Regions from separate parts of the Mus musculus genome. Here all the other regions are linked to region 2. A link is a loop called in an ENCODE intact Hi-C map of the cell type or tissue named here. Cell type or tissue: gastrocnemius. All regions are shown on one strand. Each heading gives the region's core, and the rest is flanking DNA. Links, peaks and the distances in the headings are about the cores only. Region 1 has its middle 67 kb from the start of Ccn3. Region 2 has its middle 42 kb from the start of Mal2. Region 3 has its middle 22 kb from the start of Ccn3.

What was found. Peaks named below come from ENCODE experiments on the same cell type or tissue, not always from the same donor. Only the 100,000 strongest peaks of a DNase experiment are listed, where the experiment ranks them.
Region 1: a loop joins it to region 2, with 6 times the contacts of the local background. A loop is called at or near these places in 4 of 42 quality-filtered maps.
Region 3: a loop joins it to region 2, with 6 times the contacts of the local background. A loop is called at or near these places in 24 of 42 quality-filtered maps.

Annotation. Positions count from the first base shown.
Region 1 is chr15:54,673,237-54,683,767 of GRCm38, reverse strand. No RefSeq gene overlaps it. Among named protein-coding and RNA genes, the nearest start is that of Ccn3, 67 kb to the left of the region's middle. In gastrocnemius, for the core only: a CTCF peak has its summit at 5,912 (motif pointing right); a DNase peak (open chromatin) is centred at 5,909.
Region 2 is chr15:54,607,721-54,618,251 of GRCm38, reverse strand. No RefSeq gene overlaps it. Among named protein-coding and RNA genes, the nearest start is that of Mal2, 42 kb to the right of the region's middle. In gastrocnemius, for the core only: a CTCF peak has its summit at 5,441 (motif pointing left); a DNase peak (open chromatin) is centred at 5,381; H3K4me3 peaks cover 371 bases; H3K27ac peaks cover 619 bases.
Region 3 is chr15:54,762,584-54,773,114 of GRCm38, reverse strand. It overlaps the pseudogene Gm7577. Among named protein-coding and RNA genes, the nearest start is that of Ccn3, 22 kb to the right of the region's middle. In gastrocnemius, for the core only: a CTCF peak has its summit at 4,545; a DNase peak (open chromatin) is centred at 4,578.

The sequences.
Region 1 (10,531 bases), core at 1,791-9,790, 65 kb before region 2:
CTTTCTCTAGCTCCTCCATTGGGAGCCCTATGATCCATCCATTAGCTGACTGTGAGCATCCACTTCTGTGTTTGCTAGGCCCCGGCATAGTCTCACAAGAGACAGCTACATCTGGGTCCTTTCGATAAAATCTTGCTAGTGTATGCAATGGTGTCAGCGTTTGGATGCTGATTATGGGGTGGATCCCTGGATATGGCAGTCTCTACATGGTCCATCCTTTCATCTCAGCTCCAAACTTTGTCTCTGTAACTCCTTCCATGGGTGTTTTGTTCCCAAATCTAAGGAGGGGCATAGTGTCCACACTTCAGTCTTCATTCTTCTTGAATTTCATGTGTTTAGCAAATTATATCTTATATCTTGGGTATCCTAGGTTTGGGGCTAATATCCACTTATCAGTGAGTACATATTGTGTGAGTTTCTTTGTGAATGTGTTACCTCACTCAGGATGATGCCCTCCAGGTCCATCCATTTGGCTAGGAATTTCATAAATTCATTCTTTTTAATAGCTGAGTAGTACTCCATTGTGTAGATGTACCACATTTTCTGTATCCATTCCTCTGTTGAGGGGCATCTAGGTTCTTTCCAGCTTCTGGCTATTATAAATAAGGCTGCTATGAACATAGTGGAGCATGTGTCCTTCTTACCAGTTGGGGCATCTTCTGGATATATGCCCAGGAGAGGTATTGCTGGATCCTCCGGTAGTACTATGTCCAGTTTTCTGAGGCTTCTAATTGTCACAGTTACTTTCTAAATCATAGTAATTCACAGTCTTCATAACATTCTTCTAATAAAACCTCTTTTCATGTAGAGATTCAGGAAACCCAATATCTTCCAAATATATTGCTATTACGATTCTTCAAGGAATGAACAATATATCTCAATAAGATAGTACCAAAGTTCTATTTCACTAACTTTAAAGCAAAAAGAAATGTTGAGAACAAATTTGAACATAGAATTAAGGAAAAGCTATACTAAGAACACATTCCAAATATTTGTAAATTCTTTTTGACTTGAGCTTGGAGTCTGTGACAAACATGATGAACAAAACCATGAATTTTATGCAAAATAATATTGCATGAAACCTATAGTTTTACTAGTTTCATATTTGACTCTTCTTCCAAGCTTCCTCAGGATTATGAAGTATAGCAGTTGTTATGACATAGGTCTTGGTATTCATAATATTACCAGATAATACATGAGTTTTGTTAAATATTTTCAGTAGTCATAAGGAAAAATTAGTATGAGACATGAGAAAAATCAGTGTCATGATATAGTTCTTTCCCTGCATTTTAGTAAATAAAACAGAGAGGTGATGGTAAGAATAAAAAGTGTTCAGTGAGGGCATGAGGATATGCAGCTCACTGGGAAACTGCTTCCATATTATGCATGAGTCCTGGGTCTGATTTCTCCACTGCACCTACCTTGTAATGCCAGCACATGGGAAATGGAGCCAGAAGGATCAGAAGTTCAAGATTATTTGCAGCTATCTAGGGAGCTTGAGGAGATGCTCAGTAACCGGAGATTACCATCTCCAAACAAATAAACAAACAATGCTCACTAAAGAGCAATCATGTTCTAATTTTCCATATGCGATGATAAGGTCCAGCCATGGATCTAACGTTCACTCAGCAAAAACAACACAGAGATAGGAGGCTAACAGATAAAAACTTGATATTTCTTACTAATTATTGCCTTTCCTCCAAAACCAATCACTGTAATTAGAAAAGGGTATATGATGGGAAAAATAAGTGAGCAAAATATTTGGAACAGAATCTTTACAAAGAACTACCCATATGTGGGCTTTTAAAAAGGAGATGGAAAATAATCAAGGGTCACCACAATTTCCCAACATGAGAATGTGAGCCCACCAGGGATGTCCAGGCTCCGTGGCCCCTACCGGGAGACCTTGAATTCATGAATATTTGAAAAGTCCATCGAGAGAAAGACGCAACTGTGATCTTGAACCAAGGTTGGTCCCAAGCACAGCAAGTAGAAGTCACCTGCACCCAGACCCCATGAAATAAGCCTTCTACTCTATGAGCACTAGAAGATGAAGCCACACTTAAAAAGCTTAACTTGAAAATTCCCCTCACATTCTGTTAGCACTGGAAATTCTATTCAGAGTGCCACATGAACTCTTAAAGAGTAAAACGCCATGTGTTATGGCACATGCCTTTGAATTCAGCAGAGGCAGGTGGATCTTTATGAATTTGAGGCCAGCCTGGTCTACAAAGCAAATTCTAGGGTAGTTCCAGGGATATTACACAGAAAAACCTGTCTCAAAAAACTAATGATACACATACACACACACACACACACACACACACACACACACACACACACACACATCGAGAGAGAGAGAGAGAGAGAGAGAGAGAGAGAGAGAGAGAGAGAGAGAATTGCCCAGTGCCCAGTGAAGATACAGTTGAAGGAGAGAGGAAAAAAGAGAAGAGAGGAAATAAATAGGAGGAAATAAGAAAAGGAAGAAGGGATGGAAAAACTGGAAGAGGAGAAACGATAAAATGAATATATGGAAAAGACAAGAAAATTCATAACTGAAAGACTCAAAGATAAATGAAAGAGACCATCCTGAGCAAGGTATGGTAGTTCGCACCTTTAATCCTAGTGCCACACATAAATTTTGGCATCCAGAAGAAGTTCTAGATACATAATCTGCAGATGATAAGGTTTATATATATTCAACACTACTTAAGTAGTGACATGAGAGTGTTACCAAACAGTTGAAGAAAAAAGTCAGGTAAGAGATCAATAATTCCTGTGCTTCCTCAGATGCTAAAAGTAACCAAGGACCAAGAGTATAGTTTAGGCTTGATATAAGCAAGTACTCAGTAATGATCATTGTTACCTAAATTTAGGATTCTTTTGGTAATGGAGGCATCATGAGATGTGTTTAAGATGATACATAAGAAACCCACAGAGTCTATGGTAGACCAGATTCTTTTCAATATTGGGAGATCTGAGTAGATGGTTTAAGAGTCTCCTTCAATTATCTTTCCATTGGTATAACAAAAGTTTCACTGATAAGCAAGCTTGGTGGTCAGAAATTCTTGCAGTGTCTAGAGGCTTATGGCTATGTGGAGGCAGTGGATATGATATGAAAGATGTCCCCTTGTCAAGGGACTGTCTTGCACACAATTAGTGGCACCTTTGTTTGCAAACGTAATCGCATTTGACTGGACTCAGCATTTTTCTAAACCACAGATCCTAACTCTGTGACTAAGAATCACTTACTTATTCCTCCTTAGGAATAAAAATACATGAAAAGGCAGATGGTGACATCAAAAGCAACGGTGAATGGAAGGGAAATAGTTCAGCTGCCCTCTCCCAGAAGCACCCATTTGTCAAATGCCATTGAAAGGGATGATGACAATAACGTTCTAGACATTTCTTCTACCCACCAACTAGGTGGGCTTAAAGAGACAAGTCAGTTGATCAAGTCTAAGTGGGGTATATAAATTTTTTTTGATATTTATATAAACCAACACATCCCGTCTTCCCCATTCATGGCACAGTGGCCTCTCTGTGGTTGTGTGGGTCCCCGAGCCTCTGCTTGCTGTGCCTACTGAGCTCTGAGCTTTCTTCCTCACCAGCCTTTTCCAAAGCAGATGTAGAACACAGTCCATTTTATTTTTTCTGTTCAAATGCATTTCACATAAGAGTTGTGCACGGAGTCTATTTCAACAAATGCCTGGGAAGATAAAGAATGTTCTTATTACATAACAAACACACTTTGAAATCGGTGAATGTCTTTTGTGGAAATTCTTTTGAACGAGGTACCATTGAGGACTTCCCACGAATAATGTTCCCCTCCAAGCTGAAGACCACTGTTTTACTGCCCAGTTTCTGCATCTTTGTTTTGTCTTTGATATTTTCATTATTTATTCCAAATCCTGGTTCTACATCATCTTATTTCCCTCCAACTATGACATTCTCATCTTCTCTAAATCACATACTGTCTTTCCCTCAGTGCATTTCAGGTGTCAACTGTCACAGTCATTTTCCCTATCAGTGTCTCGTTTGTCCCTGTCGGAATAGGGCCTCCTAAAAAGTGAGTGTGGAATCTGGACTATTGATCATTAAACGTTGCAGAGGTAGGTAGAAGACATGTGAAAAGAAACTTGAAGTAAAAAGACTTAGAGTTTTATAGTTTCTACTTATGTGCATATATGTGTGCAGATGCATGCAGGAGGTAGAAGGGGCATTGGACCCTCTAGAACTGGAGTTACAGATGGTTGTAAGCTCTCTAACCTGGGTTCTGAGAACTGAACTGTGTCCTCTGGAAGAGCTACCAATGCTCTTCACTGTTGCAGTGTTTCTCTAGCCCAATGCTTGGATTTGTATCTGCTTGTCCTCCTAAGGGACACTCAAGGAACTGGCATGGCCTCTGTGCATCTCTTTAGTCTATAAAATGAAACTTTCCATCTTTGAGATTAATTATTCAGATTACTTGAGGATATGTATACAAATTATCCATTAAGTACTTGGCATACAATGCATCATAATGAATGTTTACTAATAATTTCTTCTTATTATTTCATGCTGTACCCACTATCTTATACCTATGACATTACCCATAGGTTGAAAAAAATCGGGCTTAAATTTGTCACAGTACATAGAAACCAATAGAAAGAAGTAGCTATTTTTTTTTAATAGACAAGTACTAGCTTTTTCTTTACATACGTTATGGTTAAATCCCTGTACACACATTAAACACTGGAGCTGAGGAATAGATTTGAAAAACACTGAAATCATGATACCCAGGGACAAAGAAGAGCGTCAGGGAACTTGGAAGCTTTTCAGATACAGGACAGTGGGAAATTGCAATGAATCTGTGTCACATTTAAACTTAGTTCTAAATAAAGATAAACACCTGTACATTGAAAACAAAACCCAGTGCCTTAAAAAGCAGTTGAAACGTATATGCTGAGCTCAGGCTTCATCCCAGTCTCTGTCTGCTTGTGGACATACTTTCTTTTTCCCCCTTGCTTAGTGTTTTCTTTTGAATAGAGAAAGAAGTCAAGCAAGGTAGAAATTTAAAAAGTAAGCAGGCCATGGGCATAGATGTCTTCAGCTGTCAGGAAATCATGAGTTTGATAGTACAAAAAAAAAAAAGGTGGTTGTTTACAACGAAAGCTAAAATAAATTATGTGATTCTCTCCATTTTGACAATTTTATCTTTAACAGATCTTTCCTGTATCCTACTTACTGAATGGCTGGACATCAAACAGGTCATTTTGGATTTCCATGCTAATGAAATACACTAACTTCATGAGATATGAGTAAGTCTTTGTAGAAAGGCACTTGAGTTACACTTGGAATGTCAGTGAAATTAAACCAGGTTTTATGGCATGGAATTACGAGTTCAGGCTTGCCCTGTTTGCACATTGGGCAAGACAGAAAATATCGGCATCAAGACTGGTCCCAGTAGACACATTTCAACTCTTGATAATACAGGATGATTCTCCCCTTTTAATACAAATATTTTTATCTTTATGCAGATTAGAAATACTGGGTTATATTACACACCCGTGTGATTTCCCAATTGTCTTTAACATGACTCACTTAATCTGCAGTTTTTCAGTAAAAGAGAAGTCTTTTATGTCATTTGTGTGCATCGTTGTCAATCCTGTTTTGATATAGTTATCTCTAAACTATGAACACAGTTACCTCAGAAGAGATTCATCTGCTCCGTAGCTGTCTACCCAAAAGCAGCAAAGCTGATTTCAGCGTTTCCTGGATCTTACTTCCTGGACGTGGAATATGAGCTTGCAAAGAAACAGGTTCGGTTCATACTGGGCTTTACATTTTAATCTGTGTTAGTTGTGATTGATACACTCCTGGAGATAAAGAGCATCGTTATGACCTCCAGGCTGTTGCCAGATGTACCGCTAGATGGCGCCACATCCACCTCTTCCTTTTCCTAACCCCTGTGCCTTTATCATTTGGTGAAGACTGACACAGTTATTGAGAATTTACTTTTATTTTATTTAGAAGAAAGTAGTGAAAAAGGTCCTCATGTAGGAAGAGGAATGGTGATTTCTTTTTTATTAGTGGAGACACGAAGAAAGAAATTACTGTGGTGTTTCAATTCTTTGTTTTTGTTGTTCTCGAGATGAGAGTTTCTCCGTGGAATTTCTGGTTGTTTTGGAACTTGCTAGCCTCAAACTCAAGAGATCTGCCTGTCTCTGCTGCCTGAGTGCTAGGATTAAAGATAAGAGCCGCCACTTGAGCACCAGCGGTCGCCATCTTGGTTCCGGGACTCAGCAGAACTTAGGAAATTAGTCTGAACAGGTTAGAGGGTGCGCAGGAGAACCGGACAGCTTCTGGGACAGGCGGAAGCACAGAGCCACTGAGGCAGCACCCTTTGCAGGCTGCAGACAGCCGGCCACCGTCCGGACCAGAGGACAGGTGTCCGCCTGGCTCGGGAGGCGGCCTCAGCCTCAGGAGCAGCGGTCGCCATCTTGGTTCCAGGACTCCCTGGAACTTAGGAATTTAGTCTGCACAGGTGAGAGTCTGCACCACAGAAGCTGACAGCTTCTGGGAACTGCCAAAGCAACACAGCTTCTGAGACAGGCCCTGTTTTGGGCCTTCTTCTTCAACCAGGAGGAGGTCCAAAAACAAGATATCTGCGCACCTTCCCTGTAAGAGAGCTTGCCAGCAGAGAGTGCTCTGAGCACTGAAACTCAGAGGAGAGAATCTGTCTCCCAGGTCTGCTGAGAGACGGTAACAGAATCACCAGAAGAACAATCTCTAAACAGAGTCAACTATAACTACTAACTCCAGAGATTACCAGATGGCGAAAGGTAAACGTAGGAATCCTACTAACAGGAACCAAGACCACTCACCATCATCAGAACCCAGCACTCCCACTTCGCCCAGTCCAGGGCACCCCACCACACCCGAAAACCTAGACCTAGATTTAAAAGCATATCTCATGATGATGGTAGAGGACATCAAGAAGGACTTTAATAAATCACTTAAAGAAATACAGGAGAACACTGCTAAAGAGTTACAAGTCCTTAAAGAAAAACAGGAAAACACAATCAAACAGGTAGAAGTCCTTACAGAAAAAGAGGAAAAAACATACAAACAGGTGATGGAAATGAACAAAACCATACTAGACCTAAAAAGAGAAGTAGAAACAATAAAGAAAACTCAAAGTGAGGCAACACTGGAGATAGAAACCCTAGGAAAGAAATCGGGAACCATAGATTTGAGCATCAGCAACAGAATACAAGAGATGGAAGAGAGAATCTCAGGTGCAGAAGATTCCATAGAGAACATCGGCACAACAATCAAAGAAAATGGAAAATGCAAAAAGATCCTAACTCAAAATATCCAGGAAATCCAGGACACAATGAGAAGACCAAACCTACGGATAATAGGAGTGGATGAGAATGAAGATTTTCAACTCAAAGGACCAGCAAACATCTTCAACAAAATTATTGAAGAAAACTTCCCAAACCTAAAGAATGACATGCCCATGAGCATACAAGAAGCCTACAGAACTCCAAATAGACTGGACCAGAAAAGAAATTCCTCCCGACACATAATAATCAGAACAACAAATGCACTAAATAAAGATAGAATACTAAAAGCGGTAAGGGAAAAAGGTCAAGTAACATACAAAGGCAAGCCTATCAGAATTACACCAGATTTTCACCAGAGACTATGAAAGCCAGAAGAGCCTGGACAGATGTTATACAGACACTAAGAGAAAACAAATTCCAGCCCAGGTTACTATACCCAGCCAAACTCTCAATTACCATAGATGGAGAAACCAAAGTATTCCATGACAAAACCAAATTCACACATTATCTCTCCACGAATCCAGCCCTTCAAAGGTTAATAACAGAAAAAAACCAATACAAGAATGGGAACAATGCCCTAGAAAAAACAAGAAGGTAATCCCTCAACAAACCTAAAAGAAGACAGCCACAAGAACAGAACGCCAACTTTAACAACAAAAATAACAGGAAGCAACAATTACTTTTCCTTAATATCTCTTAACATCAATGGTCTCAACTCCCCAATAAAAAGACATAGACTAACAAACTGGCTACACAAACAAGACCCAACATTTTGCTGTTTACAGGAGACACATCTCAGAGAAAAAGATAGACACTACCTCAGAATAAAAGGCTGGAAAACAATTTTCCAAGCAAATGGTATGAAGAAACAAGCTGGAGTAGCCATCCTAATATCTGATAAGATTGACTTCCAACCCAAAGTCATCAAAAAAGACAAGGAGGGGCACTTCGTTCTCATCAAAGGTAAAATCCTCCAAGAGGAACTCTCAATTCTGAATATCTATGCTCCAAATACAAGGGCAGCCACATTCATTAAAGAAACTTTAGTAAAGCTCAAAGCACACATTGCACCTCACACAATAATAGTGGGAGACTTCAACACACCACTTTCACCAATGGACAGATCATGGAAACAGAAACTAAACAGGGACACACTGAAACTAACAGAAGTGATGAAACAAATGGACCTGACAGATATCTACAGAACATTTTATCCTAAAAAAAAAGGATATACCTTCTTCTCAGCACCTCATGGTACCTTCTCCAAAATTGACCACATAATAGGTCACAAAACAGGCCTCAACAGATTCAAAAATATTGAAATTTTCCCATGTATCCTATCAGATCACCATGCACTAAGGCTGATCTTCAATAACAAAAAAAATAACAGATAGCCAACACTCACGTGGAAACTGAACAACACTCTTCTCAATGATACCTTGGTCAAGGAAGGAATAAAGAAAGAAATTAAAGACTTTTTAGAGTTTAATGAAAATGAAGCCACAACGTACCCAAACCTTTGGGACACAATGAAAGCATTTCAAAGAGGGAAACTCATAGCTCTGAGTGCCTCCATGAAGAAACGGGAGAGAGCACATACTAGCAGCTTGACAACACATCTAAAACCTCTAGAAAAAAAGGAAGCAAATTCACCCAAGAGGAGTAGACGGCAGGAAATAATCAAACTCAGGGGTGAAATCAACCAAGTGGAAACAAGAAGAACTATTCAAAGAATTAACCAAACGAGGAGTTGGTTCTTTGAGAAAATCAACAAGATAGATAAACCCTTAGCTAGACTCACTAAAGGGCACAGGGACAAAATCCTAATTAACAAAATCAGAACTGAAAAGGGAGACATAACAACAGATCCTGAAGAAATCCAAAACACCATCAGATCCTTCTACAAAAGGCTATACTCAACAAAACTGGAAAACCTGGACGAAATGGACAAATTTCTGGACAGATACCAGGTACCAAAGTTGAATCAGGATCAAGTTGACCTTCTAAACAGTCCCATATCCCCTAAAGAAATAGAAGCAGTTATAAATAGTCTCCCAGCCAAAAAAAGCCCAGGACCAGACGGGTTTAGTGCAGAGTTCTATCAGACCTTCAAAGAAGATCTAATTGTAGTTCTGCACAAACTTTTTCACAAGATAGAAGTAGAAAGTACTCTACCCAACTCATTTTATGAAGCCACTATTACTCTGATACCTAAACCACAGAAAGATCCCACAAAGATAGAGAACTTCAGACCAATTTCTCTTATGAATATCGATGCAAAAATCCTCAATAAAATTCTCGCTAACCGAATCCAAGAACACATTAAAGCAATCATCCATCCTGACCAAGTAGGTTTTATTCCAGGGATAAAGGGATGGTTTAATATACGAAAATCCATCAATGTAATCCACTATATAAACAAACTCAAAGACAAAAACCACATGATCATCTCGTTAGATGCAGAAAAAGCATTTGACAAGATCCAACACCCATTCATGATAAAAGTTCTGGAAAGATCAGGAATTCAAGGCCCATACCTAAACATGATAAAAGCAATCTGCAGCAAACCAGGAGCCAACATCAAAGTAAATGGAGAGAAGCTGGAAGCAATCCCACTAAAATCAGGGACTAGACAAGGCTGCCCACTTTCTCCCTACCTTTTCAACATAGTACTTGAAGTATTAGCCAGAGCAATTTGACAACAAAAGGAGATCAAGGGGATACAAATTGGAAAGGAGGAAGTCAAAATATCACTTTTTGCAGATGATATGATAGTATATATAAGTGACCCTAAAAATTCCACCAGAGAACTCCTAAACCTGATAAACAGATTCGGTGAAGTAGCTGGATATAAAATTAACTCAAACAAGTCAATGGCCTTTCTCTACACAAATGATAAACAGGCTGAGAAAGAAATTAGGGAAACAACACCCTTCTCAATAGTCACAAATAATATAAAATATCTCGGAGTGACTCTAACTAAGGAAGTGAAAGATCTGTATGATAAAAACTTCAAGTCTCTGAAGAAAGAAATTAAAGAAGATCTCAGAAGATGGAAAGATCTCCCATGCTCATGGATTGGCAGGATCAACATTGTAAAAATGGCTATCTTGCCAAAAGCAATCTACAGATTCAATGCAATCCCCATCAAAATTCCAACTCAATTCTTCAATGAATTAGAAGGAGCAATTTGCAAATTC
Region 2 (10,531 bases), core at 1,425-9,424:
CCTGCCCTCAGGATTGAGGTCACAGTTCTTACAAAGATAAGACCCTAGGTTTCATGCTTCTATGCTCCTAAATTCTTCTTTGGGTTCCCACTATGTAGTATGACCATAGTGGCTATTTATAGTACTCCAAAGTCTATCCCCACTTTCCTCGTCCCTTTACAGTTGTCAATCTCATTTTCTAAAGCTACTTTATCCTCTCAAAGCTTAATTAACGTACATTTATGATTCAAATTCAGCTTAGACATCTGTTCCTCCAGGAAGATTTTTTTTTCTGATTATGCCCCGTTAATTAAAAACAAACCACCCCTCAGTAAGTTCTAGATCAATATGCAGGACCTCCTCCGCATACCCAGAAAACTGTATTTACAAGATTCTATTATATCATGGTTTATAACATTCAATTTCTTTTGCTGGATTCAAGCTGTGTGAGTAAAGGTCAGGAGGTTCGTATCTTCATTTCTGAGATCTGTCATTTCCTTCATGAAACCTGCGTTGCAAGATGGAACAAATATGCTTATTCATGTGCCCATACATATGTACACAGACCACACACATATTCAGCCTTCGAAACACATTCAATATGTTTTTATCAGACCATTAACTCTAGGAAATGATGTTTTAATTTTCATAATTCAAATGGGTAGTTATTGCTCAGGATAGGTAAGGTTATTTTTTTAGCGAACATATCTAATCTCAGACATCATGTAGCCTCAGCTCATTACATGGCCCTAGCAGGATAAACCTAGCTTGTGTCTAGAATTGTGAAAAGTATCTGTAATATTTTCCAATCAGAATTTTAGAAGTGAAGATTTTCAGTTTGTTTTTCTATATACTGGGATCCACATCAATGACAAGAAGTAGAGTTTAATCTCTTTCACATGTTGAATTAAAAAATATTCTAGATAATCAATGTGATTTATTTTCTCTCCTACATTATCATTGTTAATAGTTAGTTCTTTGAAGATGATTTAATTACATGCATGTGTTGGGTAGAATGTGAAGACAAGATGCATATGGACAGTGTGTTGTGACCAAAACAGGGGAAGAGATGTCTCCATTTCTTTTTTTTTAATTAGATATTTTCTTCATTTAGAATTCAAATGCTATCCCCAAAACCTCCTATGTCCCCCGCCCTGCCCCCCAACCCACCCACTCCCACTTCCTGGCCCTGGCATTCCCTTGTATTGGGGCATATGATCTTCACAATAACAAGGGCCTCTCCTCCCATTGATGGCCGACTAGGCCATCCTCTGCTACATATGCAACTAGAGACACAGCTCTGGGGGGGGGGGGTACTGGTTAGTTCATATTGTTGTTCCTCCTATAGGCCAACCACAGATTTTAAGTTGAGTATTAACATGTAGTAATTGTACTCATTGGTTGAATATGGTGTGATATTTGAGCATGTGTATAGCGTCTGTTCATCAAACCAGGGCAGGAATGATGCCCTACATCTCCTTATTGCTACTTTGTGTCTGGATACCTCAACCCTATAGATTTTTGAGAGCTCTGGTTATCCCAGCGGGTGTTGCTTCTATTACCTATGACTTTGGTATCTGCTATTCAGCCTCCGTTCCCTTCTAATTATCGTCCAAGTCTTTCGACCTTAAGCCCTCCCTGGCGAGCACATAGCCAAGCATCATAAGAAGCCTTCCTGCCCTGCCTACTCTCCTTCCTAAACCATCACCTCCCCTAGCCTGAATGCTTGCACAGCTTGCTGCTGCCCCCCTTTCCCTCCCCCCTTAACCTGATACATTGCACCTGAAATGTATCCTACTAAGGTCATTGTGTTACCACGTGTCTCATAAACTCACAGAATAAAGAAGGAAACCTAAAGCTCACCACTCAGTGCCTGCTGCACACGTGTTTCCAAATTCCACTGTGACGTTGCTTTCTCATTATCTTCATGGGAAAGCCTTTGGATCATGCATTAGACTCCACTGGACCTTTTTATTTCTTCTTGTTCCTCATGTAATAGGGACAACCACTATCCCTTAGGGTTGTTTAGTGATTGAATGAAGCAATAGGCAATATTTGAAAGCCCCAGTCACATAGTCACACATCCTGTCTGCCCTTGTTATTATTGTGTTGCACTGTTAAAAATACAAATGATAACTTTCTGACACTTCCATTAACATCTCCTCTTGTCTGCATCCACAAAATATGCCAGTGTCATCATTCAATGTCTAGGATTTGTTGAGAAGAGAGAGTTTAATAAAAGGAACACAAATACTGATGGCTGGAAAGCTCAAAGACAAAACAGCCAGAGCTCAGATCTCTGCAATGTGTGCCTCCAGGTCTTATCCTTCAAACGGTGGCAGGACCTTACTGTCTTCAGTTTTGTTAAGTTTCACTGAGACTGTCAACTATGAAGCAGCTGATCTGAGGTGCTATTAGCAAAAGATGGGAGAACCTGTCTTAGTCACTGCCAGGTTTTTACTGCATTCTCCCTTTTCAGCAAAAGAATCGCCAAAGCCTTTGGTTACCTCCTGATGGAGTTGTCAGGGTCAGTTTAAATCCATTGTATTTCTTTTTCTTAAATTGTATTTTATTGATTCTTTGTGAATTTCACATCACATATGCCGGTTCCAGTCCTCTCTCTGTCCCTTCAAGTTCCCTTTGCCCTTGCAGAGGGGATCCCATCCTGTTGAGAAGAAAACAAAAATTTAAAAACAAACAAACAAAAATCCATTTCACCATGGAAGCTGAAGTGTGTCACACAGTGTACCCTTTTACTCAAACAGCTCTACTTACAAGTGTTCATTGCAGTGAGTCAGATTGAGTGGCCAAAGGTATCACACCACATTCTGGCACATTTACTGAGGACAAGGGTCACACACACTTGCCTGTCTTTTATAAATGCACTCAGACTTAATTGCTTGTAATAGTGCTATAAAAATGTTATATTATATAAAACAATTGAACTATAAAATCTAGAAACTTGAGATTTAATTAGTACCCCAGTACATTGTAAATACCTCCATTAATGATGATTGAAAATAACATGATTGCAATAAAGTTTATATTTAAGTCAAAAGTTTTACATATATATGTTCCATTGCATATGAATATATACTCCATTGCATATGTGCTATATATACATATATATATATATACACTATATATGTGTGTATGTGTGTGTGTGTGCAAGTGTGCATGCATGTGTATGGCACGGGGCTCTTGTATAGTTCAGAGAACAACTTGGAGGAGTTGGGTCCTGGAGATTGAACTCAGTTTGTCATGCTTGATGACAAGTACCTGTCTTCTCTGAGCCTTCTTGTTAGCCCCAAATATTGTTTAAGAACCAAATAATATTTCTTCCTAAAATACAATTCAGCGTCAATTGTTCCTGAAGTTAACTTTTTAAAAGTTGCCTTTTCCCCTATTATTTTTGGAGTTAGCATTCTGAATAGAGAGGGGAGCCATGCAGAAGTGCAGTCTTATTTTTATTGAGGAGTCTCTATTCACCCTACATAGATGTCTTAATTAGGGTTTTACTGCTGTGAACAGACACCATGACCAAGGAAAATCTTATAAAGGACAACATTTAATTGGGGTGAGCTTACAGGTTCAGAGGTTCAGTCCATTATCATCAAGGTGGGAGCAGGGCAGCATGTAGGCAGGCATGGTGCAGGCAGAGCTGAGAGTTCTACATTTTCATCTGAAGGCAGCTAGTAGAATACTGGCTTCCAGGCAGCTAGGATGAGGGTCTTAAAACACATACCCACAGTGACACAGCTACTCCAACAAGGTTATACCTCCTAATAATGCCACTCCCTGGGCCAAGCATATACACAAACATCTCAATAAGGAAGGCATTAATGGACCAACGAAATGCCTCTACTCAAGTGTAGCTTTTTGATGAAGTGAGTTTTACTGGAGTTATTTAAACAATTATGGTGGAGGGGTTACTAACATGGCCGTTATGCTAGCAGGAAGTTTCCTGCTTAAGGCAATTGTTAACTGCTTACATATCCTTTGGGAGGGCCAGAGCCTCTCGTGCCTAGTAAACTGCTTTGTGAGTCCACTTCTCCTTCCACAAGTGAATGTTAGTGGGTCCTAGCTTACGTGGTCACAATTACTCTGGCCTGCAGGTTGGGGGAGGGATACGTGGGCACAGGGCTAGGGCTAGTCCCCATATTAAAATACAAGGTATGGGGAACATGCATGTCATTCCAGAGAGAGAGAGAGAGAGAGAGAGAGAGAGAGAGAGAGAGGAGATAAAAGCCCAGGGGCCTCATGCACAGCTACTCTAGCCAAGCAATGAGCTGCAGGTTTAGTGAGAGACCCAGTCTCACACAAACAAGGTTGTGCGTGATGGAAGAAGATCTGGTGTTAACACCTGGTCTCATAAATGTACATGTGTGCACAAGGAAGTGCACATGTGCACATAGCAAGTACAAAAGAAAGCAGAAGAATAAACAAGACATGGCAACGTCCATGCCATACATGGAGGCAGAGCTCCACAAGGAGCCAGAGCTCTACAGAAGAGAGGGAATTTATGGGACAGAGGGAATTTGATGTGTACAGCCGTTTTGATTTCAGGGTTAGAATGAGAGGGAAGTTTGACTTTTACAAACCAGAATGATATGGGTAATGCTAGCCTCAGAAGAACAAAGCACGGCCCAGATAGATACCTCTGGAGGGAGTCACTGGCTGGAGCCAGGCCGCTTTGCTCAAACAATGAGTCAAACACAGCTGCTGTGATTCTTAGGACCCGGACAGACTCATTATCTAGACTGCAGAGAAAAGTGGAACTAAAAATTAAGAGATTTATCTCTAACCATATCCCCCAGCCAGAGTGGAAGGTGTTTTAGCTGAAACTCAATTCAATGCTCCTTTTCTGGAGCCAACAGACCAAACTACCTGGAGAATGACCCGATTCTGGTCACAAAGACAATGACAAGAAGGCTTACCATGGACTTTTCCTTCTGCGTGTACTCCTATTGTGGAACGTAAGTCGACTTTCAAGGGCACTGTTAGTAACTTGATCACTGTGAAGGGTTTTCGCGAAGGAGGCATGTTTGCTAAGGGCGCCCCGTGTCTACTGTTCAAATTGTATCTGGGGTCATAGTGAATGATACCAGGAGGTGTTGGAAAGTCAGCTGCTCGTGGTGACATGTGGAGGGTCCAAGAACATACAAAACACTGTTATGTTCAGTCCCCAAACCTCTGACTCCACCCCCACCACTCCCTTACTGCCCTGTGAAAACAAGTACTTTAATCATATTCCAGCCCTCCATTGCTTTTCAGCCTTGAGCTCTGGTCGATGCCTAAAGAGGGGCTGAGGTTCTTGGCTCTCACCCAGAGTAGCATGTTACACACTGCCGTAAAGTTTCATATTTCCCAGAGGAAAGAGACTCAGAATGGAAAATATTGCTGAAGTTTCCCACCCTTGAGCAGCTGCCTACCACATTTCTAAAATATATCCTGAGCGCCCTCTCCTGACTGCAGGGAAGCATAGCTTAAGGGACAGTAAGCATCGGTTTTGTTGTTTGCTTGTTCTTGATCAATCAGAATAGAAATGGAAATTATTAAGCGATCAAAAGAGAAAAGCAGCGAGGCCTAAGAAGAAATCTCACTTGTGGCTTTGCAATGCAAATATCAGCCCCACCTAATGGGTTCCATGAAAAAGTATTCTCATGCTGACCTGAAGTCTTGTTTGGGGACATTTCACCAGAAGAATTGATCAACTGATCATAAATAGCTACTGTGAGTGACCAGAACTCATTTAAGTTCTAGTTAGGGTTGGGCAGGGTTCAGTAAATTGTAAAACAGAACCCATGAGAGCTTAAAATGCAGTGTCACATTTTAAAGAATTCAAGTACTCACTTGGTAGCTTAGTGACCATTAAAGTACTTTAAGAAAGGATGAAAAGTTTATCAGGCTGGGGTATGAGAACTAAGATAGACAGAGATCAAGGAAGAGGTCCTCTTTTTATTGTAAAATACTCTGTCATTCCTTCATCAGATTCATGGTTTGAGACAAAGATTAGAAAGTCACAGCTCAGCTACTTGCGACTGGTTCAGGGCTATTACTTTTCAAGGCAATGGATGCCATTGCTTGCTGGCTGTGACACACTTCATGACATAGACATGGCTATATTCTGGATGTATTGCTGTCTTAGTTAGGGTTTCTATTGCTGAAATAAAATATCCTGTATGACCAAAAGCAACTGTGGAGAAAAGGCTTTATTTGATCGTACACTTCCACATCACAGTCCATGATTAAAGGCAGCCAGGGAAGGAACTCAAGGTCGGAACCTAGAGGCAGGAACTGAAGTAGAAACCAAGGAGCAATGCTGCTGACTGACTTTGCTCCATCTGGCTTGCTCAGTCTGCTATCTTGGGTAACTCAGGACTGCTTGCCTAGGGCTGGCACTAATCATAGTGGGCTGGGCTCTTTTATACCAATCACTAATCAAGAAACTCTCACAATTAGTTTACATGAGTCTCCTAGCTTTTAAGAGGCTCATTTATACATTGGTCAAAAATGATGGCCATGAGAGAATATACTTGAAATTGTGAAGATTAAATTTGATGTATGCACAATTCTTAAATTAGTGATTAGCACACAATCTATGCTCAATAAATCCTATTGGCTATTTTTTATTCTGCAGCCAAAAGAGGGGGATCACTCACGTGTTCAAAGCTCTGTTTAGTGAAAGAAATGTACACTCTCCTTTTGCAATCATCATGTATAGCAGGCTGTAGAATTATAGTAATTTTAAACATTCGTTGATCTGTCTAATTCCTTCCAAGTTTCACACAACACAGGGATGCGAATTTGTTTTGTAAAACAGGTTATATTATTTGTAAGATTTTTTTCATATAACTGTACCCATTTCTTGGGTATAGTATGATATTTCAAAATATATATAAAACGCCTGATAATTGTGTCAAGGCAATTAGTATAAGGCAGCCTATCTTTACTGTTTTGAAATATATAATTTGTTATTGTTAATTTCAGTCTCCCACTGGGCATGAGAACACTGGGACCTTAATCCTGTCCAGGTGCTATTTTGTACACACTACCTAAGTTCTCGCAATCGTCCCTCTGCCTTCTCTGTACCTGAAAAGCCCTGTTCTACTCTCTGAAGTTGATTCTTTATTTATGTGCCTTCAGATCTGGTCTCTAAAAGACAGCTCAAAATGTCAGAACAGATTTGAATTTTATAGGTTAATGGGAAATGTTGAGGAAGGCATAATAAAAATCCTTATGATGGATATAGAAAGAAAGCGTCATTATTCAAACTGAAGGGGGAAACCCATGAATTCAAAGCAGTCCGGCAATAAGTGATACCCCAGCAGCTTCTCTCACCCCAGAAGCTGTTCTGCGTTTGCTTTCTTTCCTCTACTGTCCATCCAATCAGTGGTCCCGACTACAGAAGACCACTCACTCGATCATGTGGCCCGTGACATGTCCCAAAGTGGAAAAGTAAGGGGAACTTCAGGCTTATCATTTGAGGAACGGGACCGCTGTCAGCCATAGAGTTATTGTATTAGGATGGCAGTTCACTGTACACTGTGGGTGTCACTCAAGGGATTATGGGATCGAGCTGGAGCCCCCTAGGACAAAGCACAGTTTCTCAACCTGACCTGGATGCTTAACCTCTGCTGACACATACCACATGAGTCCTGCAGGCACCACCCTCTTAGCCTCCATGCGCCATCAGAGCAGGAGCCTCTGCCCCGCCCCCCCCAAGCACAATCTCTTCTTTTGAGCCTTTACAAGTGGATACTGCTCTGTCATAACTGGTTCGAGTTTTTTGATTGACTTTTCAGAGTGTCTGTCTATTGCTTCTACCAAGAAGCACTCTGATCCATTTCCCCTTCAACCAGATTAGTTAGCTTTAAGGCCTTCTTCCTAAGGGTAACTAGTTTTGTGATGTTGCATGTTTACTTCTGTGTCTGTCTCTTCAAGGAAAGCCACTGTATGGAGTCTCCTTCACCATCTTACTCCCCACTCTTGGACAGTGACCACCTACGTTGGCTGTCCTTAGTTGTTCTGAATGATTGAAGAGAGTTCTTCCATTGTTCAGAACTTCCAGTTCACAGTTGATACTGAACCTTCCTGGTAAAGCCACCCTTTGGGCATTACCGTAAAGAATGCCCCAAACTCTGCAGATTACTCTGCAGATTGTCAAGACAATCAACAAAACTTTCCTTTTATACAATATCAACTCCTAATTATAATTTACTGAGTGACTAGAGACTAAGTTGCCACCAAGAATGGCAAGGACTACTGGTTGCCATTAGAAGCTATGAAGTTTGAGGGAGGCTGTGGGTCTCAGAGGAAGTCTGGCTCCGCTGAATCTTGATTTCCAACTTCCACCATACAGAAGAGTGGTTGGGTTGTTTTAACTATTAGTCTGTAGCAATCTGTTACTAGTAGCTCTCTTTCTCTCTCCCTCTCCCTCTCTCTCTCTCTCTCTCTCTCTCTCTCTCTCTCTCTTACACACACACACACACAGAGAGAGAGAGAGAGAGAGACAGACAGAGACAGAGAGAGACAGAGAGAGAGACACACACACAGAGACAGAGAGAGAGAGAGAGAGAGACATGCACACATGTAGAGGGGATTGAACCTCTGGCCTTATGAATACTAGGTAATCACTCTACTCCCGAGCTGCCTAATATACCCCTGCCCAGTGTACATTAAGCCAGAAGCCAGACCACAGCATTCCTCAATGGTTTCCCTGCTAACACAGAAAGAGTCCCTTGCAACTGATGAGAATCTCTTTCTATAAGCTTCACCCCGACCCTGCTTTTTCACCTTACCTCACCCAATCCTTTCACTCCTGATTCTCTAGACACAAGATGCTTTTCTTGCTGGCGCTTGATCATACCAGATGATTTCTTAACAGGACCAGGTTATCAGCCTCCCCTTCAGCTGCAGGATTCCTCTTGTTTATTCTGTATTAGTCTTTCCTTCCCATCAGAGGCTAGAGTTCCCTGCCCCTCCTATACGCTACTTGTTTTGATTTCTTCTCTTTAGCACTCGTGAATATTTACCTCAAAATACACAATAACCATCTCTCAGATTCCATGAGAAATTGCCCCAGGACACTCCATGGAAACAAATCTTCATATGTCTAAGTCTCATATGACCATAAAATGGTCATATTTGCATATAACCTATGCACATCTTTGCATATACTGTAAATCATCTCAGCATTACTTATGCATTAAATGCTATGTGAAGAGTTGCTGTGCTATATGGTGTAAAGAATAATAGCAAGGAAAGTTTGCTTATTTAGTTCAGACATAAAATTAAAAATTTAAAATAATATTTAAAAATATTTTCCATCCATGATCAGTTGAACCTGAAGATATACAGAATCTCAATCTACAGAAGGACAATTATATTTTACATATATTTAGTGCCTCCTTGCCCTTAAGTGGAAGCCCCATGAGAACAGGCACCTCATTTTCTTTACATCTAGAACACACATAAAAATTCAAGAAATGCATGTTAAATGAGTGGATGGATGAGAGATCTCTTAAATCTTCTGAGTTTTCCCCCACTGGAAAATTTTCAGAAAAGCAGAGTTCCAAATAAATGTCCAGATTTTGAAATTTTAAAAAGCAAAGTGTACTCAGTACTCTAGCAACTAAATTGCATCCCTTAATAATATGAGTTGAACAATGTTAACAAATTAATTTCCTATTTACTTGAAATGAACTTGAATTTACTTGAGATTCAAAGGTAAAGGAGCCCAGAAGCAGGTAGAAGACATCTAGTCATTTCAGGATTCAGGCTCTCTATTATGCTGGTTTGAATTTGAGTAGCCCCCATAAGCTCGTAGGGAATGGCAACAGGATGTGTGGCCTTGTTGTAGTTGGTGTGGCCTTGTTGGAGGAAGTGTGTCAATGGGGCAGGCTATGAGATTTCCAATGATCAAGTCAGGTCTGGTGTCACTTCCTGGTGCCTGGGGATCCCGATATCGAACTCTCATCTACCCCTCCAGCACTGAGTCTGCTTGCATGCCACCATGCTTCGCGCCATGATGATAATGGACTAAACCTCTGAACTGTAAGCTAGCCTCTAATTAAATGCTGTCCTTTATAAGAGTTGCTGTGATCATAGTGTCTCTTCACAGCAATAGGAAGCCTTAGACAACTATTAAGACATCAAATTAGCATATACCATCAGCAAACATGATCTAGTGGAGATCTAATGAGGAGAGCCATCCATGCTAATATGAAGGAATCCCTCACAACATCCCTGTACGTCTGCTTTAGCTAGCTATCTGATTTCATTTTTTTGTATTGGAAAGGTAAGTCTGTTCAAATTTCTTCAGAGAACAAGAAGAACAACTCAGAAGGAAACAAGCTACAGTTAGTTACTGGAAACACAGTAGATTTATATGACACTTAAGAAGAACTGGTGTTTCTTTGGTTAATGGTGAGTACACTTAAATATAAGATTTGACAAATTTTAAAATCTCAACTGCTTTATTGGGTAAATATAACCAGTATAACAGCAAGTAGGGACATGTGAGGAAGCACTCCTATAAATGTAATGATCC
Region 3 (10,531 bases), core at 1,325-9,324, 150 kb before region 2:
ATCAGGCAAATAAAAGCTACCTTTACAGCTGGAGATGGCTTGCAGGGCATTACACATGCTAGGCAAGTGCTTTGCCACTGAATTCCATCGCCAGCTCTGGTTTTATGAGGCAGGGGACTCACTATTTAACTCCAAATTGATCATAAACTTGATACATAGCCCAGGCTGACCTTGAACATGTGACCTTCTTTTCTTAGTTTCTTGAGTGCAGGAATTGCTGGCTTGTGCTACCATTTGTGTCTTAGGTGATCATTCTAATAGAAAATTTCCTCAAGTCAATATTCCTTAGCTTCATTCTCTTTAAAAATTTCTGACAGTCTCGTTTACTATCATTTGAGTTAAATGAGAGTTTGTGTTTTTATTAGGTAACTGATTGTTATTTAGGGCACTGTTATGAGATACTGGAAACATTTATTTATCATAGTCTGTGTCTTAGTTTGGGTTTCTATTGCCTTGGTAAAACACAACAGCCCCAAACAATTTGGGGTGGAACGGCTTTATTTCAGTGTGCAATTCAAAGCACAGTACATCATCAAAGGAATTCAGGGCCAGAACTCAAGCAGGGAAGGAACATGGAGGGAGGAGCTGATGCAGAGGCCATGGAGGACTGCTATTAACTGGCTTGCTCCATATGGATTTCTCAGCTTGCTTTCTCATAGCACTCAGCATCACCAGACCAGGGGTGGCATCACCCACAGTGAACTGGGCCATCCCAGATCAGTCTCCCATTAAGAAAATGTACTCAGTTTACTGAAGATATAGTTTCAATAGAGGTCTCCTCTTCCAAAACAACTCTAGCTTGTGTCAACTTGGCATAAAACTACCAGCATGGACTGATAGAAAGTCCCAAGTTGTGGCAGCTGTGGAATTCAGTGAAGACCTTCTTCCTGATTATAGATATCTTTCTGTGTTTTATCATGCACAGAGAGGCAAATATTCACAAGAGAGCAAACTCTCATTTTTATAAGACCACTAATTATGTTTATGGGATGCATCCTTATGACTGAGTGACCCCATTTTCTTTTTTTAAATCTTATTTATTTATTTATTTATTTATTTATTTATTTATTTATTTATTATTAGGTATTTATTTCATTTACATTCCAATGCTATCCCAAAAGTCCCCCACATGCTCCCCCACCCACTCCCCCACCCACCCACTCCCACTTCTTGGCCCTGGCGTTCCCCTGTAGTGAGGCATATAAAGTTTGCACGACCAATGGGCCTCTCTTTCCACTGATGGCCGACTATGCCATCTTCTGATTCATATGCAGCTAGAGACACGAGCTCTGGGGTACTGGTTAGTTCATATTGTTGTTCCACCTATAGGGTTGCAGATCCCTTTAGCTCCTTGGTTACTTTCTCTAGCTCCTCCATTGGGGGCCCTGTGATCCATCCAATACCTGACTGTGAGCATCCACTTCTGTGTTTGCTAGGCCCCGGCATAGTCTCACAAGAGACAGCTATATCTGGGTCCTTTCAGCAAAATCTTGCTAGTGTATGCAATGGTGTCAGCATTTGGAAGCTGATTATGGGATGGATCTCCGGATATGGCAGTTTCTAGATGGTCCATCCTTTCGTCTCAGCTCCAAACTTTGTCTCTGTAACTCCTTCCATGGGTGTTTTGTTCCCAATTCTAAGAAGGGGCAAAGTGTCCACACTTTGGTCTTCATTCTTCTTGAGTTTCCTGTGTTTTGCAAATTGTATCTTATATCTTGGGTATTCTAAGTTTCTGGACTAATATCTACTTATAGGTGAGTACATATTGTATGAGTTCTTTTGTGATTGGGTTACCTCACTCAGGATGATGCCCTCCAGGTCCATCCATTTGCCTAGGAATTTCAGAAATTCATTCCTTTTAATAGCTGAGTAGTACTCCATTGTGTAAATGTACCACATTTTCTGTATCCATTCCTCTGTTGAGGGGCATCTGGGTTCTTTCCAGCTTCTGGCTATTATAAATAAGGCTGCTATGAACATAGTGGAGCATGTGTCCTTCTTACCAGTTAGGACATCTTCTGGATATATTCCCAGGAGAGGTATTGCGGGATCCTCCGGTAGTACTATGTCCAATTTTCTGAGGAACTGCCAGACTGATTTCCAGAGTGGTTGTACAAGCTTGCAATCCCACCAACAATGGAGCAGTGTTCCTTTTTCTCCACATCCTCGCCAGCATCTGCTGTCACCTGAATTTTTGATCTTAGCCATTCTGACTGGTGTGAGATGGAATCTCAGGGTTGTTTTGATTTGCATTTCCCTGATGATTAAGGATGTTGAACATTTTTTCAGGTACTTCTCAGCCATTTGGTATTCTTCAGGTGAGAATTCTTTGTTTAGCTCTGAGCCCCATTTTTTAATGGGGTTATTTGATTTTCTGGAGTCCACCTTCTTGAGTTCTTTATATATATTGGATATTAGTCCCCTATCTGATTTAGGATAGGTAAAGATCCTTTCCCAATCTGCTGGTGGCCTTTTTGTTTTATTGACAGTGTCTTTTGCCTTGCAGAAGCTTTGCAATTTTATGAGGTCCCATTTGTCGATTCTCGATCTTATAGCACAAGCCATTGCTGTTCTATTCAGGAATTTTTCCCCTGTGCCCATATCATCGAGGCTTTTCCCCATTTTCTCCTCTATAAGTTTCACTGACTCTGGTTTTATGTGGAGTTCCTTAATCCACTTAGATTTGACCTTAGTACAAGGAATGGATCAATTCGAATTCTTCTACATGATAACTGCCAGTTGTGCCAGCACCATCTCATTAGATTCGGAGAAAGCATTTGACAAAAATCCAACACCCATTCATGATAAAAGTCTTGGAAAGATCAGGAATTCAAGGCCCATACCTAAACATGATAAAAGCAATCTACCGCAAACCAGTAGCCAACATCAAAGTAAATGGTGAGAAGCTGGAAGCAATCCCACTAAAATCAGGGACTAGACAAGGGTGCCCACTTTCTCCCTACCTATTCAACATTGTACTTGAAGTCCTAGCCAGAGCAATTTGACAACAAAAGGAGATCAACGGGATATAAATTGGAAAGGAAGAAGTCAAAATATCTCTTTTTGCAGATGATAGGATAGTATATATAAGTGACCCTAAAAATTCCACCAGAGAACTCCTAAACCTGATAAACAGCTTCGGTGAAGTAGCTGGATATAAAATTAACTCAAACAAGTCAATGGCCTTTCTGTACACAAAGGATAAACAGGCTGAGAAAGAAATTAGGGAAACAACACCCTTCTCAATAGTCACAAATAATATAAAATACCTTGGTGTGACTCTAACTAAGGAAGTGAAAGTTCTGTATGATAAGAACTTCATGTCTCTGAAGAAAGAAATTAAAGAAGATCTCAGAAGATGGAAAGACCTCCCATGCTCATGGATTGGCAGGATCAACATTGTAAAAATGACTATCTTGCCAAAAGCAATCTACAGATTCAATGCAATCCCCATCAAAATTCCAATTCAATTCTTCAACGAACTAGAAAGGGCAATCTGCAAATTCATCTGGAATAACAAAAAACCTAGGATAGCAAAAACTCTGCTCAAGGAAAAAAAAAAAAAAACCTCCTGTGGAATCTCCATGCCTGACCTAAAGCTGTACTACAGAGCAATTGTGATAAAAACTGCAAGGTACTGGTATGACCCCATTTTCTAATGTCATCACACTGTGGGATCAGGTTTTAATATTTGAGTTCGAGGAGTTGCAAAATCAGCAACTTAGTGTGCTATTGTCACAGTGTGGTCCTTAGCACGGTGCCTGGGACAAATTCAATAGCTGCCACATTACAAATAGCATGTTGATATTATGTTTTTTCACAGTGATGCTCCAACTTTCTTGAATGTGGGGTATTCAGAGGGCACAATTGCATATGCAAGTTGAAAGAAGAGAGATTCAAACTTCCCTTGCTAGGTTTGGAGGCCATTTCTTGAGGAATGAATCTGGCCTACTGCCTGTTTCTATTATTGCTGGCTGAGAAGATGACCAAGGTGGAAAGGTGTTTCCCTAGTAAGCATGCAATCTCAATTTGATCTCCAGCCCCCGCCCCCCCGCCATTTTTAAAAAAGGTGTCAGACATGAGAGCATATACTTATAATCTCAGTGCTGGGATGATGGAGACAGGTCAGGCCTTCTCAACCAGTACCTGGCTAGTCTTAAAGGTAGTGCCCAAGGAACAGCATTCGTGATTGTCCTCTGGACTCTACATGCATGTACACACACACACATACGCACACGCACATGCAGAAATATGTTACTGGAACCCATCTACTCTTGTTGACAAAAGTTCTACCCCTGGTTTTGCATGGTAACAGCAAAACTGAGTAGTTTCAAAAGACAGCATGTGGCCTACAGGGTCTAAAATATTTCCTGTCAGGCCTTTATAGGGAAGGTTAGTGTGTTCACCAATGTCCTTTCATGTTTTCCTCACGTTTACTGTGTGGGTTGTTGATCATTACAAGAGGATTAGACTTTAAAATTACTAAAAATGTTTCTAGTAAAAATAAAATGAAACAGAACAGCATGACCACTGGGTGTCTCTCTTCCCTAAATTTCACAAAAGCCAATGCTGAACCAGCCTTCAGCCAACTGGGGCTGTGACATACCAGACAAATATTGACAGTTGCTAAGGCAACTGGGGTAAAGTATTGGCCAGGGGATAATATAGGCGCCAATTGTGCATGCCATGTTTCTCACATAGGGGAGATACAAAGAGAAAAAAACGAACGAAAAAAACATGTTTGGAGCCCTCTCTTCAACTGTGGCTGAGGAGTAAGTCACAGCTGATGTTTATCTTAAGCCCTGTCCTCTTCAGTCAATTTCTCTTGAACTTAACACTTTAGGGACTTGGGGATTCTTAAGTCAGCTACAGTGCATCACAAGAGGGAACGTTTTCTAAGCAGCACTTCCTTTGTCCAGTTGTGTCTGAAATTTACTTTTCTAAATTATAATGGTAACTGAATTTTTGGTCTGTCTGATTTGGTCGCATGGATGGTTTCTGTAGTAATTCTTTTCATTGCTATTTGTTCTATGCCCTGCTCCTAAAAGGATGCAAAGAGGTGGGGACAGCTGAGTACTACCTTAAGTGAAGTGTGAAGGTCCCAGATACACCAGCTTAGGAGAATATGGGGAGATTATAGGACAATTAGAGGAGCACTATGGAAAGTGGTATCTTTTCCTACTTCAGCTTCCATCTTTTTAGTCTCATGTTCCATGTCTGGAGTAAAGTCAGGACCTGCTGAGAGTTTTCAGTCGGAGAAGGTTAGCTGTGGAGAGGATCAGTTTCCAGAGAGGAAGATCAAGGCTAGTCCCTCATCCTCTCCACTATCCTGCTTGGTACTGGCTGTAAACAAAATGTTGAGTGTTCTAAAGCACCCTGGGTGAATCTAGGCTTTCCTTTCAAGAAGAGTTGGAAGGGCCTTGGGTTGACATTCAGGTTCTCACATCTGCCCCTTGACCAACTTCCTCCTTCTTCCAAGAATTTTTTAAGTAGAGAATCTGATTCAAAGTAACTCATACTTGGATTGTACAGGTCAGTGGGGGGAGTCAGGACTAGTAATATGTAGAGGCTATGGTCTTCCCAGGCTCAGATCCTGTATACAGTCACTCTTTGACCAAGTCATTGTTTTCCTCTCAAGGATTCTGTTTTTCCTCATAGTTATCAGGGGTTGATTACGAAGCTTCACAAGGTAGAGTCACTTGTGTTCCAGTCTGATCTCCAATGTCAAGAAGTCCTTCTCGCTTTAGTATGGTGACTTTCTGGAATGAAATACTACCAACTGCATATCTTCAGCCGTGGGGTGGAGCATGCATTAGTCATTTTTCTCTTGCTGTGATAAAAATGCCACAATCAGGAGCAGCTTTTTGATCCAACAGTGTGTTTTGGTTTATGTTTTCAGAGGGATAAGAGCTCATCTTGGCATGGCAGCATATGGTAGGAACAGGAACCTCAGAGATCATAACTCAGTAGCAAACAGGAAGCCAAGAGGAAACAAGATGGCGTGAGCCTACAAACTCACAAAGCCCATTTCCTGTGAGGTACTTCTTCCAGAACAAGTCCATGTCTGAAAAGTTCTGTAATTCCTCCAAGTGGTGCTACTGACTGGAGAATTGCTCAAATACATGAACCTATAGGAGACATTCCTCATTTTAACCATTGCATCCCACCACACAGCCTCATAGGCACATGGCCAGCTCATAGTGCTAAATGTGTCTAGTCTGACATCAAAACTCCCTATAGTCTTTAATAGTTCCAATACTGTCTAAAAGTTCCAAAGTTTCCCCATTCCCAAGATCCCAACATGGTACAAACTATTTCTGGCTATAAAATATCCTAAAAGAATTCCTGCCACCTCCAAGGCTGCTGGCACTCCAGACTCACCTAAGGATTTGAGTCCATGTTAGACCTAGCAGTATTGTATACCTGTCTGTCTGTCTGTCTGTCTGTCTGTTCGTCTACCTGCCTGTTCCAGAAAGATGTTGTGGGCAGGGGCTCAGATCTTTATTATTTGCTTTTAGAACAATTAATTCATTTTATTTTTGCTTCCTATAACATGATGTGAAACATTTTTTTAATCTCTTAAGCTTTTTCATTGGGTAAACATTAGTCTTTTATCATTATGTTAATTCAAGAATCTCATCAATGACACTATGGACATTATGGGGACAGATAGTTTTCTTCTGTGGAGGGACATTCAGATTCATATCTGAGCTCTACCCACTAATGCCAGTGACAGCTTCACATTGTTATGATCAAAATTGTCTTCAGATAGAACCATATGACAGTTTGGAAGTGTAATCATCTTGGCTTGATTATTATGGAATAGTAAGACCTCAACCATGTCCCCTTTGGATTATCCTCAGTTAGAAATAAAGTTTCAGATGCCAATGGAAGAAAGGGTAGATATTTGACTATCTAAATTGCAAACATCCCTTTATTTTTATCTCTCCAAGATTGAAAAGGTCAGGGATTACAATTAGGGGTAGGTAAACTGCTTGTCACACAATCATGCTGACCGGAATTTGATCCCCAGCACCCAAGTGAAATCACCAGGTATTTCAGTAAGGCCCTTGTCTTAGGGTTTTACAGCTGTGAACAGATACTACGATCAAGACAACTCTTATAGAGGGCAACATTTAATTGGGGATTGCTTAAAGGTTCAGAGGTCTAGTCGATTATCATCAAGGTAGGATCATGGCAATCATGGTGCTGGAGGAGCTGAGAGTTCTACATCTTCATCAAAAGGAAGCCAGGAGCAGACTGTTATCAGGTAACTAGGAGAAGGGTCTGAAAGCTCACCCCTACAGTGACATATTTCCTCCAATAAGGCCACGCCTAGTCCAACAAGGTCACATGTCCTAATAGTGCCACTCCATGGGCCAAGCATATTCAAACCACCACATCCCTTTAGTACCAATACTGAGGAAGCTGAGTCAAGAGGATATCTGAAGTTTAACAGCCACTTGGTGTAGCCAAATCAATAAGTTTCAGGTTCACTGAAAGACCTTATCTCAGGCAATAAGTTGAAGGCTCTTTGCTCCTCCTTGTTCCAGAGATAGCTGCATCTTCTCATGCAGTGCCAGCCTCTGCCCTTAGACATGATGGTGAAGGTCAGAGTGAATGCATTAAGCTATGTTGGGTGCCTGGTTTCCAGGGCTGCCAGCTTACCTGGTAAAGTGGAGATTGTTGCAATCAATGACCCCCTTCACTGACTTCAACTACATGGTCTACATGTTCCAGTATGGCTTTATCCATGGCAAGTTCAACAGTATAGTCAAGACTGAGAATGAGAAACTTGTCATCAATGGGAAGCACATTACTATCTTCCAGGAGTGAGATCCTGCTAACATCAAATGGGGTAATGCTGGTGATGAATATGTCATGGTGTCTACTGGTGTCTTCACCATGGAGAATGTTGGGACCCCATAGAAGGGAGGGGTCTAAAGAGTTCTCATCTGATGCCCCTTCTTCTGATGCCCACATGTTTGTGATGGGTGTGAACCACGAGAAGTAAGCTTGTCAGCAATCCTTCCTGCACCATCAACTGCTTAGCTCCCCTGGCCAAGGTTATCCATGATAACTTTGGCATTGTGGAAGGACTCATGATCATAATCTATGCTGTCACTGCTACTAGAAGACTGGGGATGGACCTTCTGGAAAGCTGTGGTGTGACTGGTATTGGGCTGCCCAGAACATCATCTTTGCATCCACTGGTGCTGCCAAGGCTGTATGTAGGCAAGGTCATCCCAGAGCTGAATGGGAAGCTCGCTATCATGGCATTCTCTGTTCCTATCCCAGTGTGTCTGTTGTGGATCTGACATTCCACTTGGAGAAGGCTGCCAAGTTTGATGACATCAAGAAGGTGGTGAAGCAGGCATGGGCAGGCCCACTGAAGGGCATCCTGGGCTATACTGAGGTTGTCTCCTGTGACTTTAACAGTGACTTCTACTCTTCCACCTTTGATGCTGGGGCTGGCATTCTTCTCAACTACAACGTTGTAAAGCTCATTTCCTGGTACGCCAATGAATACTCTATAGCAACATGATGGTGAACCTTATGACCTACATGGCCTCCAAGGATTAACATGTCCTGGACCATCCACCCTAGCAGGAACATAAGATCAAAAGAGAGGCCATGGGCTGCTGAGGAGTTTCTGTTCCAATTCAGCTCCCAGCATTGAGCATCTCCCTCACAGTTCCCATTCCAGAACTCCGTAATGATGGGGGAGGCCTCTAGATCTCTACTCTCTTGAATATCATCGATAAAGTTTGCTGAGCCCACAAAACCAAAAATATAAAAATTAGTTGGAAAGTGATAGAAGAGGCGGATAGCAGTTGTATCACTGGTATCAGCCTCTTGCTTCTTGCACCCCCTTCCAGCCCCCACTCCCACCAACATTCTAGAAATAAAAAAATACTGATAAAATTATGAGTCCCTCATCTGCATGGGATGCTTGTACTCTCCCGGAGAGTGAAGCATGTTCAGCATGTCCTCTGAGCATGCCCAAACTTTGCCGTCTCTAATTGTCTCCAGTGAGTAAGATTGGCCCTGTGAGTATGGGGCACATGGAACTGATTATGGTGTGGCATCTAGGAAAATCCTACATCTGACATTTGTCTTCTAGAAAACCATCAACCTGTCCACTGGCCCTACAGACTGCCCAGATTTTGAGTCTCTTCTGAAGGGCTGAGAAATTCCATTTTCCCCACTGGACAGGAGGGGCTGGCTGAGGTCATTATGACGATCCATAAAGAGCATGCTGAACTGTACCTCCCAAAGGAGCCTGAAATATTGATTTTATGCATGCCATGTTAAAGATTGAACAGTTGTAGCTTTGCTTTGTACATTACTCCTTGAAGTCTTTAAACAAGATAGCTCTGCCACCAACACAGCTGACACATCCTAATTAATCTTTGTTGAGAGGACCTGACAGGTTTCAATGAGCTCATCTAAATGGCACCAGTTCTGCTCTGATACTGAGAATAAATTGGAGCAAGGCATGATTTATAGGAAATAAAAGTATCACTCCCATTTCTTCATTTTTCTTGTGTAGGTCAATCATCTGCAAAATGGGTTATGACTTGTAGATTTGGTAGAAGTGTGCTGTAGAAATTAGATGTTGCCAGCATATGATGATGGATTGATGTACAGTGAATGGTGATCATCTTTTCTAAGTTCTGTAATGGGCAGTGAAGAGCTTTCTAGAGAAGGGCAAGTGCTACAAAACCCAAAAGGACGCCTTTCTATTCCTTTGGGAAAGTAAGATAATTACAGGTTTAAGTCATTTGTGGGAAACCATGACTGATGGTTCAAATGAACTTATAAATGAGTTCTTTCAAGTTTACAGATTGTATGAACCATACAGTTTTCAAATGAAGAAATGGCAAATGTTCAATAAATATGTCAAAAGTCTTCAACATATTTAGCTATCAGGGAAATGCAAATCAAAACTATGTTGTGATTTTGTTTTACCCCAGCCAGACTATGTGCCACCAAGGGAAATGGGTGACAGATATTGGCAAGGACGATGAGAAAGGGAATCCTTATAAATCCTTACAGCTGATGAGCCTGCAGGTTATCATTCTATGGAAATCACTATGAGAGCTCATAAAAAATTAAAAACAGAAATTCTATACAATCCAGCTGCACTATTTCCAGATATGCACCCAAAAGAATTAAAGTGACCTTACTATAGAGGTAACAGTATATTCATATTTATTGTCTCACAATTTATAATATCCAAATTAATGATCAGCTTAGGTGCCCCCCAGTAGATGAATGAAGAAAATATGATATATTATGCATATATACACATGTATGTATATATACACACACAATAGAGTTCTATTTAGTCATTAAGAAGAATGAAGGCTTAGCAAAAGAGCACAGGGACACATTTGTCTGTAACTGTAGCCCACATGGGAGGCTGAAGCAGGAGGATCACAAGTTTGAGGCTAGCCAGTGCTACAAGAAACCGAACAAACACAAATACAAGAAAAATAAAATTGTGTTTTTTTCAAACAAATGGGTG